2 separate regions of the Homo sapiens genome follow, and region 2 is linked to region 1. Evidence: chromatin contacts called from ENCODE Hi-C or POLR2A ChIA-PET data. All regions are on one chromosome and are shown on one strand. The core of a region is the stretch at or near the end of the contact, and the rest is flanking DNA. Distances in the headings are between cores, read along the strand shown.

Region 1 (7,422 bases), core at 2,765-5,264:
TCAAAAGCAAATTGATTTATTGTTAACGTTTAAATTGAAATTAAAATAGACATTCTAAAGCTTTTAACGATGCAATAACTTTTTTTGTAAAAGGTCTTCTCTGTCTCCCAGGGGTGTGGCCACCAGCAGTTGAGAAGTGCCATTCAGATACTCTCAGAGGTCTCGTCTAGTCAAACAATTTGTGTCTTAGTAAATTCAGTCCTGCCCTGCAGCAGCAGCCATTCCCATAGACATGAGGGATGCATTGGAGTGCTGCCTGAGCTACCTATTGTTTCTTGGGATGGTGAGCTAGTCTCTGATTCAGGTAGATAATGGGATATAATGTTTATTATTGGAATAACTTCAATAAATTCTATTTTCTGATCACATACTAGTAATAGGTACCAGGTATGATTTTCTAGACCAGAGGTTTGCAAACTAACTATAGCCCAAGGGCCCCAACTTGCCATCCACCTGTTTTTATATGACCTGCAAGCTAAAAATAGTTTGTATATTTTTAAATAATTGGGAAAAAACTAAAAATTTTATGACACATGAAAATTATATCATACTCAAATGTCAGTGCCTGTAAATAAACTTGTATTAGAACATAGCCATGATCACTTGTTTATATATTGTCTATGGCTGCTTTAACACCACAATGGTAGAGGTGAATAGTTGCAACAGAAGTTGCATAGCTCACAATACCTAAAATATTCATCGTGTGGCCCATTACAGAAAAGTTTGCTGATCCCTTTTCTAGAAACTTGATATGCATCTATGAAGAAAACAGACAAAAAATGTGGAGTCTATTTTCAAGCAGAAGAACACAGAATAAATAATAAACATAAAAAATTAAACAGTATATTAGAAGAGGGTAAGTGCAGTGTAAAATAAAAAAGAGACTAGGAAAGGTCGGACGGGGAGTGTGGGGGTCAAAAGAGTAGCAGATTGCAATACTACATTTCATTTTATGTCTTCCTAGCCATAGCTTAAATCTTACCTAAACTTACAGCAGGAGTATTTCAAATCTAAAATCAACTTACATGTCATAGGGAATGTACCATGGAATCTAAGAATTCTCCAAGAAAGGGTAGAGAGAAAAAGTGGATTTGCATTTCCATGCCAAAGAGCAGTGGTTTGTCGGAGAAGAATTGTTTTCACCATTATTTATGAGACATGGAGAACCTGGTGTGCGGTGGCACTTCTGAAGTCAGACAGTTTGAGGTTTAATTATCTCTTCTGTTACTAATCATCTGACTAGCCTTGAGCAAACTGATAGCAAACCTCTCTGAGCCTAAGGTTCCCCATTTATAAAATGGAGATAACCCCTACCTCACACGTTGCAAGAATGAAAAGGATATAATTTCTCATAAGAGTCCGACACAGGGCATACAATTGATAGGTGCTCAAGAAATATTCCTCCCCCTCACTCCTAATGAAATTTAAATTCTTGGCTCCCTATCAAAGAATTTGCATAGTGCCCTTTAACCTTCTGTTAATTTTTGAAAACCTCCAACCCAATCCAAACCAGACAAAACTAACAGCAAATGACCAACAAGAGTATTCAACAGAGAGCTTTCCCGCTTCCTTAGACAGGCGCATCCACGAAAGTGATGGCTTTTCCTGTTTTATGATTATGCCAGATTATTTCATTACACATGTATTTCTTTTTTATATCTTTCTGCCACCCCCTGTCACCACTACCACCAATTTTGTTCTCTGTTGATTCCTCTTAAATCCTTAAGTAGGACCATGATGCAGTTGTCTGAGTCATCCTTCCCTGGGTTCCTATGACATTAAAAAAAAGGCTAAATTAAATGTCAGAAGAGACACTTTCTTTTCTTTGATAAACTATAGAAATAAACACGTCTCTTTTTTTCTTCCTGGGGTCAAAAGAATGGACAGTAAATTTGGAGCAGTGTTCCTCCTAAATTTGCCTTATATGTGATCTTTATTTTGAAATATTTACAAAATAATTTTGATCTTTAAACTCTTTCCCTCTATGTCCTTATAAAATAAAAATTTAAATAGTTTTACATGTTAGCCTTTTAAAATTAACTTTTTTCTGATTTATATATTATGACATAAAAATTGAAATTATATTATTATCGTTATAGAAATTTTAAAATTCGAAATATAAATTTACAGTGAATGAATGTTGTCTTGAAGTTTCTCTTGTTCCTTGTGTGGTGTTTCATTAAACTGTAATTCCGTATTACCTAAATTGAGGAAACGTTTTTCTCAGCTTTTCTTCATTGCCATTACCAAAGTGACTCAAAATCTTCAAAGCACAGTTAAAACACTGAATTGTGCCGTAATGAGAAGGGCCTTCTGCATAGGGAGTGTGACCCTCCCTCCTAGACTCTCTGTCTCTTGTCTTTGGCACTCATGACAGTTTAATAGTTAGAAGGCACCTTCAAGGTCCGTTAGGCCAACTTCTCATCAAATGTCCCAAGGTCTATATGCCCCTTACAGTTCAGCCATTCCCAAGAGGCAACCCATTCAGCTATTAAGTAGCTCGAAATGTCCAGGTTCTTTCTTCATTTGGTTAGAGATCTGCTTCTTACATTCTTTATGTCTTGGTCCTGCAACTGTAGTTCTTTATAGCATAATGCAGTGGTTCTCAGATTGTGGTCCCCAGACCAGCAGCATCGGCATCACCTGGGAACTTGCATGAACTGGAAAGTGTGGGCTTGGGTCTCATCAATCTGGTTTAGGAAGTTGAACTCCAGATGACAATGATGCACACTAAAGTCTGGGATGCACAGATGTCCTATAGTAGAAAGTGGGTGGGGCTTTGGAATGAGGAACCCCTGGCCCAGAAACCCAGATCCTGGCCCTCTGTGATCTTAGGGCAACCCCTCAGTTTTCTCCTGGTCAGATGGAGCTGATGGGGGCAGCTAATTCACAGGCGTGCTGACAGAATTCAATGATACCCCATAGGTAAAGCACAGAGCAGAAAATCCAACATACTGTGAGCACTCAAAATCGGCGTGTAGTGTTATAGAGTCATGCAACGCATTTATTGGATGCCTTTGAGTAACAGTCTACATAGAGTCCATGCGTTTGATAATTAACAAGTTGAGAAAAAAGTTTACATATAACACTCTAGACATGAAACTGTTAAATACCTTCATTTTACAGATGAAAAATCCGATATTCAGAGAGGCTAAGTGACATGTTCAAAGGCACACAGCTGGTCCTACAATTGATGCCTTAGCAGCCTGAGCTCCAATTCTTGATAAAATGCCCAGTGGTCACCTTAAATTTCTTCAGAACAGAGTGGGATATAAATAAGAAAGCAAATATAAGCAAATAAATAACCAGAACACCCAATAATGGGTACGAATGCTCAAATAATGTGAGCATGATGCAGTTACTTGAGTCATTCTTCACTGGATTCCTGTGACATAAAAGGAAGTCCTGTGATTGGTGTCTGGAAGTCCTGTAAGTGCCTCCCAGCCCCTGGCTCTTCAGTCAACACATGTTTATTTGTCACTTTAATGGAGCAATAAAATATCTAGTCCTGGGTCTGGTGATTACACAAGTAGGGACTTCAAATGTGTCAGTATATTATCTGAATTACTTTAATATTTTTGTACACAATTCTGAGGAGTACAAACAGATACAAAACTTTTATGGTACCAAGTGAAGTAGTCCAGTACCATGTCTTTTAGGTTAACCGAAATCCCAGGTATAACATTAAAAATTATATTCAGATATCATGAAATATGTGGGGGTATTTCTTGCCCTTACAGTTAACAAGAAATGAAGAGTCATTTTGCTGTGCCCTTGCCTGGGAGAACTAAAAGGTTATTTCTTGCCTTCATATGCCACAAAAGTCTGTTTCACAGACTGGAAGGAATAAGCATCTTTACTTTAAACAACCTGCTTCCAGTTTTGTGTGGCTGTTGATATTATAGAACCAGTGGCAGAGGCCAAGGCAGGAAAATGGGCTGGGTTACTTATAACTCTTTGAATGTGGACACATCAGCTTGCGGGAAGGAAACTATTTAAAATGGGGCTTAGGGAAAGGGGGAAAAAAATCCCCTTTTCCCATATGAGATTCTTCCACGGTGTTGTCATGCAATCTTGAAAACCTCCATAGAACAGTAGATCACTCTCATTGGATATATGCAAATTTTCTGAGACCCAGTGGTTTCCTGCCAGGAAAAACTTATAATAACAGAGCAAGAATGCAATTTGAGCCCTTGCTTTCTGAAATCCCTGAAAGAACAGACTCATTCTTGACAGGGCAATTTCAGCCCTTGACATTCCAGGAAATAGCTCCATAATGTCATTTGGGCTGGGCTTGTAACCAGTCCTAAGATGTGGAGACACAAATGCAGCATGTAAGATTTCAAATATCAGTTCAGGGACCATTCTTGATTTTCACAGGGAGTTTAACAACAAAAACCACCAACAGAAGAAAACACAAGCAAGACATCCTAATTAAATTTAACATTGTCACTACTAATTAAACCCAATATAGGAAGAGGAAGGGTTTCTGCCAAGAAATTACAGACACATCCTGAAGCCTATTTCCTTTCCATTTCCTAGGTACTGGGTCCATGCCATAACCAGGATGTGACACCCAAACAAGACTGTATTTTGATCATTAATATATACGCATAAGTTAACCCCACCCTGGGGCCTCAAAGGCCTTTATGAGATGTGCTGGTCTTCGCATTTCGATGTGTTTCATTTTCTCTGGGTTCAGTACAGTTGAAAAAGGTTATGAGACTCAGGTTAAAAGTCAGGAAACGGATCAGGGCCCTATACTATGACATCATTTTCTTGCAATGCAATGAAGCAATGACATTTCCTGGAGGAAAAATTATTAGAGATGACAGGCAGCCTCAGTTATCTCCAATATTTGGAGTGGAAGGTGTCAAGCCTGCAAGCCTCCAGCTCCAGCCTCCTTCCCTGCTCTTCCTTGGCTGGGCCTTCTCAAAGGTGAAGCGAGAGAGAAAGAGAGAGCGAGAGACCAAGCCCACTTCCATTTTTTTTAATAGTCCTGGTATATTTTTAAATGAAGATATGCTAAAACTTAGTTATAAAAACTGTGTGATTTTTCATTATTAAAGCAATTAACACTCTACAACAAAAAATATGTGTAATATAAGCTTGCAATTTACAAAATAGTTTCCAGATTTATTTTTTAAAGTGACATCTAGGCAGAGCTACCTGGTATGACTGTGCAGGTCGACCAAGGGGAAGAGCGGGGATTAAAATCTGGTTCACAATTGCCAAACCTGGTGCAGGGCTGTATCTGCCTTTTTCTGATTCACACAAATGTTACACCACAAGTGATAGGTTGTCTTACAATAGGGCATAGGTTTAAGTGAACGATGAACCAGTTTCGTGCTTTCAATCTTAAGTATCTCTCTGACTGTAGGAATAACATATCTTGGGGGTATCTCCAGAAGTATAAATTTAGGGAGCTGCCTAATTGTGAGTCCTGGGACAAATGAGCCTCCTGGCAGGTCACCCCAGGCACATAGGGAATCTTTTCAGATTTACAAAAAGGTGGTGTTGATGAGACAACACAGGCTGTGTGAAACACGTGGTTTGGAGAACAGGAGCCCTGGGCTAGGTTTCAGCCTGGCCAGGTGCTTTTGTGCAAATTGTACAATTGTAGTGACACTACTGGCCTCCCATATGGTAGACCTTGACCTGGACTCCACATGCAGACGGACCTGCTCCAGCTCTTAAAAACCAGTTTAGAGACCTGAATCGAAGCCAGAAGAGTTTAAGGGCTTAAGTCAACACACTGAGACTCCACATCAAACCACTCTTGCTTCTCCATCTCTGCCTTTATGACTGGGTTTAGATAACTGGGCTTCTGCTACATACCTCTGTTCCAGTGTCTGGGTGCCCGATGAGTAATGCCCGAAACTGGGTGTCTAGTCCACTTACCATGCCCCTTCTGGGGACTGCAGGAATGTTCCATAAACAACAAACTGAGGGCTCCAGCCTTTGGACTCTTTTTTCTTCTACTTGTCCTCCCACTTGGATTCTCCTGGGAGTTAGCAGAATCCATCAAGCAATAACTGCAAACATGATAGAAGAGAACAACTCCTTAATACTTTTTTTCCATTTCAAAACAAACTACTAAGACACTTTTACTTCAGTGAACGAGAGCAAGCAGGGGTGAGAAGTTTCTATTGCAAAAAAAAAAAAATCAAAGTTATGACTTCAGAAATGTAAATTCCTAGTATCCTTGATAGATTTATATATCTAAGCAATGTTTCTAGATATTGTCCTAGGTTTGCCAAACAGATTTAAGCTCTCTATGGCAGTTGAGTGGCTAGGTGTCAGCCCTCACGAATCAAGAGTGCTTCTATAAATCATTTCACAGTAATTGGATGGGACTTGCAGTGACAAATATGCTCTTTCCTGGAGAAATTAGCGAATATCTGAAAGGCTTATATATTTCCCCAAGATTAGTCAAAACACAAGCCTAGTCGTCACACCTTTCCCTCATTATCCTGTGGTTGTTTTCTTAAATGTTGTGCGTCTTCATAAATGAGTCACTCTTTCCAAGATCTGTCAAAAGTATCAGTGGTTATAAGGCTGGGAAGCATACCAACCCTAGAAAGAAGTACAGAACTTTCAGTTATAGGCAAGAATGTAAAATGTCCAGAATTACTAGCGTTTTATTACTTTGCCAAATTTGCATTCTTACACCATTGAATCATTCCTTTTTAAGGATTCTTTTTCCTATAGTTAAACCTAGGAGGGAGAAAAAGGTATTTATTTTGCATGATATATTCGTATAGTTACAAAATCTGGAGCCTGTATTTTTTACCATTTGAATAATGCTTCTGCTTGCCCATACATGTTGAAAGTGTTGTTTAACTTAAATATACAGATCAGACTTAGTTTAAGAATCTACCCTTTCACCTTGCTCTAGGCAAGGAGAAAGATCAAAACTTCCTATATTTTTAAAGATGACCCGGTCTTTGTTTTGAACACTTCTCACATCTCCTGTTTGTAGAAGCTCCTGCAAAGACTGCATTGTTTTTCTATTCTATAAATCTATTTCTTAAAAATAAGACTTGCATTGCTCATTCGACATCCTAGAAGATATAATTTACCTATGAGGATAGAGTCTTTATGATGATTTTTTTAAATCATAGCATTAAAAAAATAGATATTTTCAATAGAAAAGGTTGTCAGAATTGGTAGGTGAAGAAAGGTATTCATAATTGATATGTTACAATGATAAAACTGATTTAGAAAAACGAAAAAATTTATGTTATCAATTCTGCCTTGAAATACTCAAGTGACCAAAATATTTTATATATTTTATTTTTACTTTAAAGTGACCCTAATTTATTAATTCATTCATTTTTTTCTTAGGTTGCAATAGAATATAAAATAATTCTAATTTCACTTAGTTCATTAATTTATTAAAAATTAAGAATATGCATGCCA
Region 2 (7,422 bases), core at 2,914-5,413, 79 kb after region 1:
CTTGTCTATTGCATTCAATACCTATCATGATCTGACAAAAATACCTGATTTCTTGAAACCAAGTACTACGAAGATTATATTTTGTAACAATACTGACCCTATAACCTTTATTTCCTTTTTTACTCAGTTTATTTCCCATCTATTTTGTCATCAATAATTGAATAACTTAATAAATAAAGTAGATTATCCAGACCTCAATAAATGTACATAACAAAACAAATTGTGCTGAGGACTACCCAGCTGTAACAAGCTATGTTTCTTATTAAGGGAAGAGCCACAGGTGGTGACAACTGAATCTAAGACTAAATACAGTGTGTTTTTAGAATCTGATGGAACCAGTGGTGTGCTGGTAAATGTTTAACAACTAGCTCTCTAAAGAAAGAAAAGAGCCCTGATTTATGGTGTTTGTTGATTTTCATGGTATACATACTCCCACCACAGCCATTTTCAAGCCGACAACATGAAATCAGAGTTGGAAAGAAATGCTACACTTGGCTCTCAGGACTCAATAGGAGCTAATCCCATCATATCACTTGGTAAAAGATTCACAAAATGGGGTCTCCTTTTCACAAAACTGCTAAAAATAAATTCGAAGTCTGATCTAATATAACGATTTACATACAGAAGAAAGGAATTCTGTGACAGATGTTGATATATAAAGCCCTCATAAAACAATAGGGATGGCATTTCAAAGGCTTTTGGAAAATAGGAAGTTCAAGACAACAGCTTTGGTGACAGAGGTGGATGTTACCATTATTTTCCTTCTTCCAGATGTCATCTAACGTATAATTTTTTTGAATTAACATTCATAAATCTTAAAAAGTAAAAATCTTTTACTTCAAATCTTAAAAAGTAAAAAAATGTGTTATTCAATATTATCAGGGAATAAGTATTTTACAGAAGCAATTTTTTTAACAAGTTCAATCCTCTGATCAAAAAATGTTTAAATATTTTTCTAATCATATCACACAAAATTTTAGGGAAAATGTAACAATTCTCTGACTTACACAATGCATAATGGATGTCATTACATTACTGGTTCTTCTTTTAGGACATTAAAAAAGATTTTGGACTGGTCTGTAAAACACTGCAGTGCACTGAGGAACTATTTAAATAAATTGAGCTGTGGGAGGCCCCCCTTCCCACTGTTGTGTTCTTGAGTATTTAGGTTGGCTTTTTATATTTCTCCCTTCCTTTCATCCTTTCTGCCTGCTGTGAGCTGTCACTTGCTGTCTGAGTCACAGCCTCTGGCTATTTCACTGCCTCCTCCCATTTCTAATTTGCTGCTTCTAACCTGCCAAGGGCTAGGAAACAAAGCAGTTAGCCCACCTTCTTTGCCTTATGTATAAGACAGACTCAGAGAGAGGGCCTTGGAGGCTTTCCTATGAGGAAAGGGCAACGATTTAAGTCCATCAAAGTTGACATCTAGTTTCCCATTGGAACTTAATCTGTACATTTCCTAAAACAAAGAAAACATACTAGTGTGCCCATGATCCTATGCAGTTGAACTTGGGGCTGAGATCTATATTGTTCACAAATTGACTAAGATATTACAATCGTCTCTCATCTTACAATACTTTGAAATATTGAGTGACTTTTTTCCTATCTCAGGACATCTCCAAGAATAGACTTGTCCCACTAATTAGAGTTGGATTCCTGACATGAAATCTGTTACCTTTGCTTCCTTCTATTCAGGGTTGTCTACTGCCTCTGACTTGTCATCTATAGTCACACAGAGAAAGACAACTCTGCTTAATAATTTGAGATCTCTCTGTCTCAGTCTTTTTCCCCACTTAGGTAAAATTTACATACAGAAATGCACACATCCTAAGTATACAATTTAATGAATTTTGATCAATGTACACACCTAAATATTCATCACTCCAATCATGATATAAACTTTTTTTTTTCTCAGATGGAGTCTTTCTTTGTCTCCCAGTCTGGGGTGCAGTGGCACGATCTAGTGGCACGATCACTGCAACCTCTGCCTCCTGGGTTCAAGTGATTCTCCTACCTCAGCCTTCCAAGTAGCTGGGACTACAAGCATGTACCACCATGCCCAGCTAATTTTTGTATTTTTAGTAGAGATAGGGTTTCACCATGTTGGCCAGGCTGGTCTTGAACTCTTGACCTCAGATCACCTCAAGTGATCTGCCCACCTCAGCCTCCCTCCCAAAGGGCTGGGATTACAGGTGTGAGCCACTGCACCCAGCCATGATAAAAACATTCTATCTATCAACCGAGAAAGTTCTCTGTGCCCCTTCCAGTCACTTTCCACCTCTCACAGGCAATCACTGTTCTAAACCTGTTCTCTGAATTTTGCCTCTGGTTTTTCTGGCTCAACATACAGTTTTTGGGATTTAGCCATCTTGTTCTTTGGATCAATGGTTCATTCCTTTTTATTGCTAAATACTTATCCAGTGTATAACATACCACAATTTGCATATCCATTCCATTGTTGATGGATACCTTTCCAGCTTAGAAGTAGTATGAATAATGCTCTGTAAACATTCTTATATAAATCTGTGTGTGAACATAAGTTTTTATTTCTTTTAGGTAAATATCTAGAAGATAACCTGCTGGATCATGAGGTAAGTGAATATTTAACTTTTTTTTTCTCAACATTTTGTTATGAAATTTTTCAAACATACAGAAAAAAAGAAAGGAACTGTACAATGGACAATTATTGTCCCAATACCCACCACCTAAATTCTACAAGTAGCATTTTGCTAATTTACTTTATCGTGTATCCATTCTCTCATTCATCCATCAACCCATCTTATTTTTTAATGCATTCCAAAGTAAGTTGTACCCATCAGTACACTTTACCCTTCAACACGCATATTACTGGCTGGGCACAGTTGCTCACGCCTTTAATCACAACATTTTGGGAGGTCGAGGCAGGTGGATCACTTGAGCTCAGGAATTTGAGACCAGCCTGGGCAACATGGCAAAACCTTGTCTCTACAAAAAATATAAAAATTAGCCAGGTGTGGTGGCACATGCCTGTAATCCCAGCTACTCGGGAGGCTGAGGTGGGAGGATGGCTTGAGCCTAGGGGGCAGAGATTGCAGTGAGCTGAAATCTCACTATTGTACTCCAACTTGGATGACAGAGTGAGACACTGTCAAAAAAAAAAAAAGCATATTACTAATGACAGCTCAATATTTGTTTACAGATTTTTTAGGTAAATATATATATTTGTTCATGTTGTTGTTAGGTTGTATGAATTCTTTATATATTCTGTCAGACATAAGTATTTAAATATTTTCTCCCATTCTGTGGCTTGCCTTTTCATTTTCTTAACAATGTCTTTTGATGAGCAGAAATTTTCATTTTGATGAAGTCCAATTTACTAATTTTTAATGGTTAATATTTTCTCTGTTTTATCTAAGAAACTGTTGCCAATTCCAAGATCACAAAGATATTTTTCATTTTCTTTTGGAGGCATTATATTTTTAGCCTTTACATTGAGTACACAGATTTTAAAAGCATTTTTTAAATTTATTTTTATTTTTTCCAGATTTTTTTAGGATATAATTGACAAGTAAAAAATGAATATATTTAAGGTGCACAATGCGATGTTTTGGTATACGTGGACATTGTGAAGTGGTTGCAACAATTAAGTTAAATAACATATCTGTCACCTCACATAGTTACCTTTGTGTGTGTGTGTGTGTGTTTGATGAGCATAAAATCTATCTGGCAGCAAAGGCATTTTCTAAAGTCCAGAAAATGCCACTAATATATGCATTAATAATATACAAAAAACCAGTAACTAACTTTATTATGTTAACTTATCTTTTCTTTTCTCTGTTGAACTATTTATTTACATACCTAAACTCTACTCAAACTGCTGTTGTAAAAAACAAGGAGGAATTAGTTTCTCTTCATCTCTAACACCAGAAGAAGATCCATTTTGTAGTCTTATTGCTCTGTTGAATGACTGTCTCCTGGTTTGTGGGCAGACTGGAAGCAGGAGTTCTCTCTGTTTTGGCCACAGTACCCAGGGATACATGCAGCGTACTCAGATACAGGATTGGTTAAGGCAGAGTGCTGAAAAGGTGTTGCTTGACTAGTCTGCCTACTTTGCATACGAGAATTTGGACTAAAATTGTCACTCTAAGTCTCCTGGATCAGCTATGAATCCTTAACAATAGTATCTCAAAATTCAGAACCTTATGAAGCTTTATTAATGATGACAGTACACTATGGAATGTGTTTGGTAAACAGAGAGGGAGAAATCACATTAAAATAGACAATATGTTTCTTCACCAAGGTCTCTAGCTTTCTTCACTGAGGAACTGTGAAAGGTTTTCACCAGTCACCAGTCTAAGGGAACTCCTCTCTTTCTCTCTCTCTCTCAGATTTTTCCCCCGTTTCCATCGTTCCATTGTCTATTGAACCTTTTCTCAGAATCCTGCACTAGTTAGTTAGTGCAGGAACAATTACTTCCTTGTGTTCAGTCATTTAACACCAACTGCGGAGAGAGCTCCGGCTCTCTGTGTGCAGGTGCTCAAAGCTCAGGGCTTTTGCTTTTTTTTTTTTGACTCTTCACCAAACCTCTTTTCCATAACTCTAGCTACTCTCGTTATTAATTTTACAGAGCAAAAGGAGACTCCTTGTTGTCTCCAGCACACTCCATACAATTCCTGCCATAGCAGCTTGGTTCTTGACCTATCCTGTAGGCTTCTTTAAGCTATGGCAGTGGGAAGAATTACGTACCTCACTTTAGCCTTTTGTTTTGTTTTGTTTTGTTTTTTTGTAGAGATGAGCTCTCGCTTTATAACCCGGGCTGGTCTTGAACTTCTGGCCTCAAGCAAGCATCCTGTCTCAGCCTCCCAAAGTGCTGACATTACAGGCATGAGCCACTCACTTTGGCCTTTGATAGAAGAAAACAGCTTCTAGATAGTCCAGATTTAACGTGAATTGAGAGAGCTGTGGGACTTTGTATTTTCTGGAGTGTCACTTTTCTTGCCTTCTTGATTCCTGAAGCTTTGCCTGTTGCTGTATTCCAGTTCAGTCCCTTAGTACACAGCTTGCATAGGCTACTATGATTTGCCTAAAATCAGAAAATACTTACATTTAAAATGTATATACATGCTTTTAAGAAATGCATTCTCAGTATGTTAAATAATCAGATGAACTAAAATGTTTACTTTTTAAACTGTTGTTTTGGCTTCTTACCACGTTGAAATGCTTATCATTTTAATTTATGCAAGTTAGTAACTCTCACTCCACAACCAGCTTACTCTAAAAATATGAACATTATACCAAAGTCAGTAAATGCAATAGTTTTTTTTTTTTTTGCATGAGAATTCTTGGAAAAACATTTTAATCACCTAAAATATCATTAATTTAAAACTAATTAGACTAAATAAGATTTGGCAAATTTCTGCCCTTCAGACAAATCGTTCATATTTTTCGTAATTTGTTCGTGCATGTTACCATGGAGACAGTGAAGTCAAAACACACCAGCTAGTGCATTGTTCAGCTCTGGACTTCCTACTATAGATTTGATTAAGTAATCTGGCCTGCTCATTTTGAGAATCTGAGAACATAGCATTGTCTCTTTAGTAAAAGCATGGTCAGCATTCAGACGTAATCAATAAGGCAATAAGAATTAGGTGTTACATGTAATCATTGCCCTTTTTTATGTGATAAAATAAGGAAAAGGTAAATCACTTACTTCAATCAGTTATTTATGTGGTAAATGCAATGCCTCTGATTCATTCCTCAGAGAAGTGGGCTTGATCTTATAAAAGGAATGAAAAAAAAAACTGCTTATTTGGTAAATGAGACAGGTGGCCTTTTTGACTAAAGCACCAAATAAGGCATTTTTGGGACTCATTTCCTTTGCAGATGCATTGAATATTATTCTCCATCTTCCTGCCTTACACAATACTTGGAACAATAGAAAAATGCACCTCTTTTTCAATGAAGCGTACTTGTCGTCTAATGATTTTGTCTTTACAAGCCCCTTTTATGACATGCTGTCTTGTAGAAATGTTACTTTCATCCTACTGGGCTTCGTCTAGAAGGTCAATATGGTTATGGTTTCTACATTCTGTTTCTTTTACTGTGAAAACTGGCAAAAAAAAAAAAAAAAAAAAAAAAAAGGCACTCCTATGCTTTGATTTAATCCACTTCCAGAAGGACAGATGTTATCAGTGGCCAGAAAAGGTAGGTTATGCGTATGTAAGGATCCCCTCCCCACCATTTCATAAGGACACAGAAAGAGAAATGTCTTAGGTGTGTTTTAAAAACAAAAATGAATTGTATGAATCACCGGAGAATAATCAGAAACCGTCCTATTCCAACCTTTATGCATCACCAACAAAACAAAATTGGTCATTTTTAAGAAATCTTCATTTTCTTTGAGTCTAAGCACACCTATGGAATTTTGAAGCTGACCAATAAGAGTGATTTGGCTTCCGAGCAAGGGTTTTATTCAGGAACAGGCAAATCACTCAAGCAGCTGAATAATTCCAGTGACTTGTATAAAAAAAATTCCTGCTGTAGCAAACAATGAAATTATTGCATTGCAAGTACAGAAAAGACTAACTCTTTAGGTTTTCCTACTTGACTCTATATGGAACATATTTCAATAATAGTTTGTTAATGTACTTCTTTCCAATAATTAAAATATGAATATTTAACCATATAATTACATTTCATCTCAGCAGAGAGATTTGCGGGTATAATTTCTACATAATTCTTAAAGTATGGACCAATCTTTGCGATTTCAGAAATGATCTCTCTCTCATAGCATTTAACTTGAAACATATACCAGATGTCTGTGGCATGCATCTAGGCATAGTTAATCTGTAAATACTACTTAGAGGGTGCGCCAATGGACAAAGAGCTATCACTTCAAATCTTACCAAATGGTCTGTTCGGGAGCACAGATACGGAGCAGGCTTCCTCCCCAAAAATGCTGGTTTGTAGGCGGAGCTTGGGGACTGTTTCCCTGCCTTGGGGAAGCCTTGGCCCTCCCCTCCAAGGAAAGCCAGGACAGATGGGCAGTGTATTTGACAAGGAACCCCTGCATCCTCGCTTCAACGCCCTTCTACTCTACTTTAAAAGCAGTACTGTATTTTTTAAGTGTTGTAACTGGCAGCTCTGCCGGCACTGGCTGCAGCTGAACAATCCTCCATTCAAATCAAGCCGCCCAAACCCAGATTCAGTGGAAAGTTGTGATGGAGCACACAGAGGGAGGCCTCTCTGCTCTCCACTGCGCGGAGGGTGAGGGTTATGTCAGGCGCCCCGAAGATTCCAGAGGGAAGAATTCGGCAGAGTTTTTATACAGCATCTATTATACCAGTTTCACAAGGAGGATTTACCAACTGGAAAGAGAAAAGTTTACCTTAGTTGGCTTCCTTTTGCTGGTGCCACCAGGGTCTGAGCCTCCCCAAATCTCCC

The links. A loop is a pair of places that touch in the nucleus more often than their neighbours do. ChIA-PET counts read pairs that join two places held with the same protein, here RNA polymerase II (POLR2A). Pooled maps may share reads with other maps.
Region 2: a map of endothelial cell of umbilical vein shows a loop between it and region 1 (6-fold over the local background). The contact joins two enhancer-like sites. A Hi-C loop is called at or near these places in 6 of 168 maps with a recorded cell type or tissue (Calu3, IMR-90, PC-9 and 3 more) and 4 of 50 pooled maps. POLR2A ChIA-PET finds 5 or more read pairs at or near these places in 2 of 52 experiments (BJ and HepG2).

What each region holds. Positions count from the first base shown.
Region 1 is chr3:171,870,362-171,877,783 of GRCh38, forward strand. TMEM212-AS1 (TMEM212 antisense RNA 1) reads right to left here. Exons shown (of 3, transcript NR_046852.1): 3 at 5,991-6,035. Among named protein-coding and RNA genes, the nearest start is that of TMEM212-AS1, 27 kb to the right of the region's middle. Within about 2 kb of position 4,015, at least 9 of the 41 ENCODE cell types and tissues checked have a DNase peak (open chromatin) inside an H3K27ac peak, as active enhancers do; they include PC-9 and endothelial cell of umbilical vein, where a contact is called at or near this core.
Region 2 is chr3:171,949,365-171,956,786 of GRCh38, forward strand. It overlaps LOC105374217 (a long non-coding RNA gene), which reads left to right. Exons shown (of 4, transcript XR_924718.4): 2 at 2,557-2,591. Among named protein-coding and RNA genes, the nearest start is that of TMEM212-AS1, 52 kb to the left of the region's middle. Within about 2 kb of position 4,164, at least 5 of the 41 ENCODE cell types and tissues checked have a DNase peak (open chromatin) inside an H3K27ac peak, as active enhancers do; they include PC-9 and endothelial cell of umbilical vein, where a contact is called at or near this core.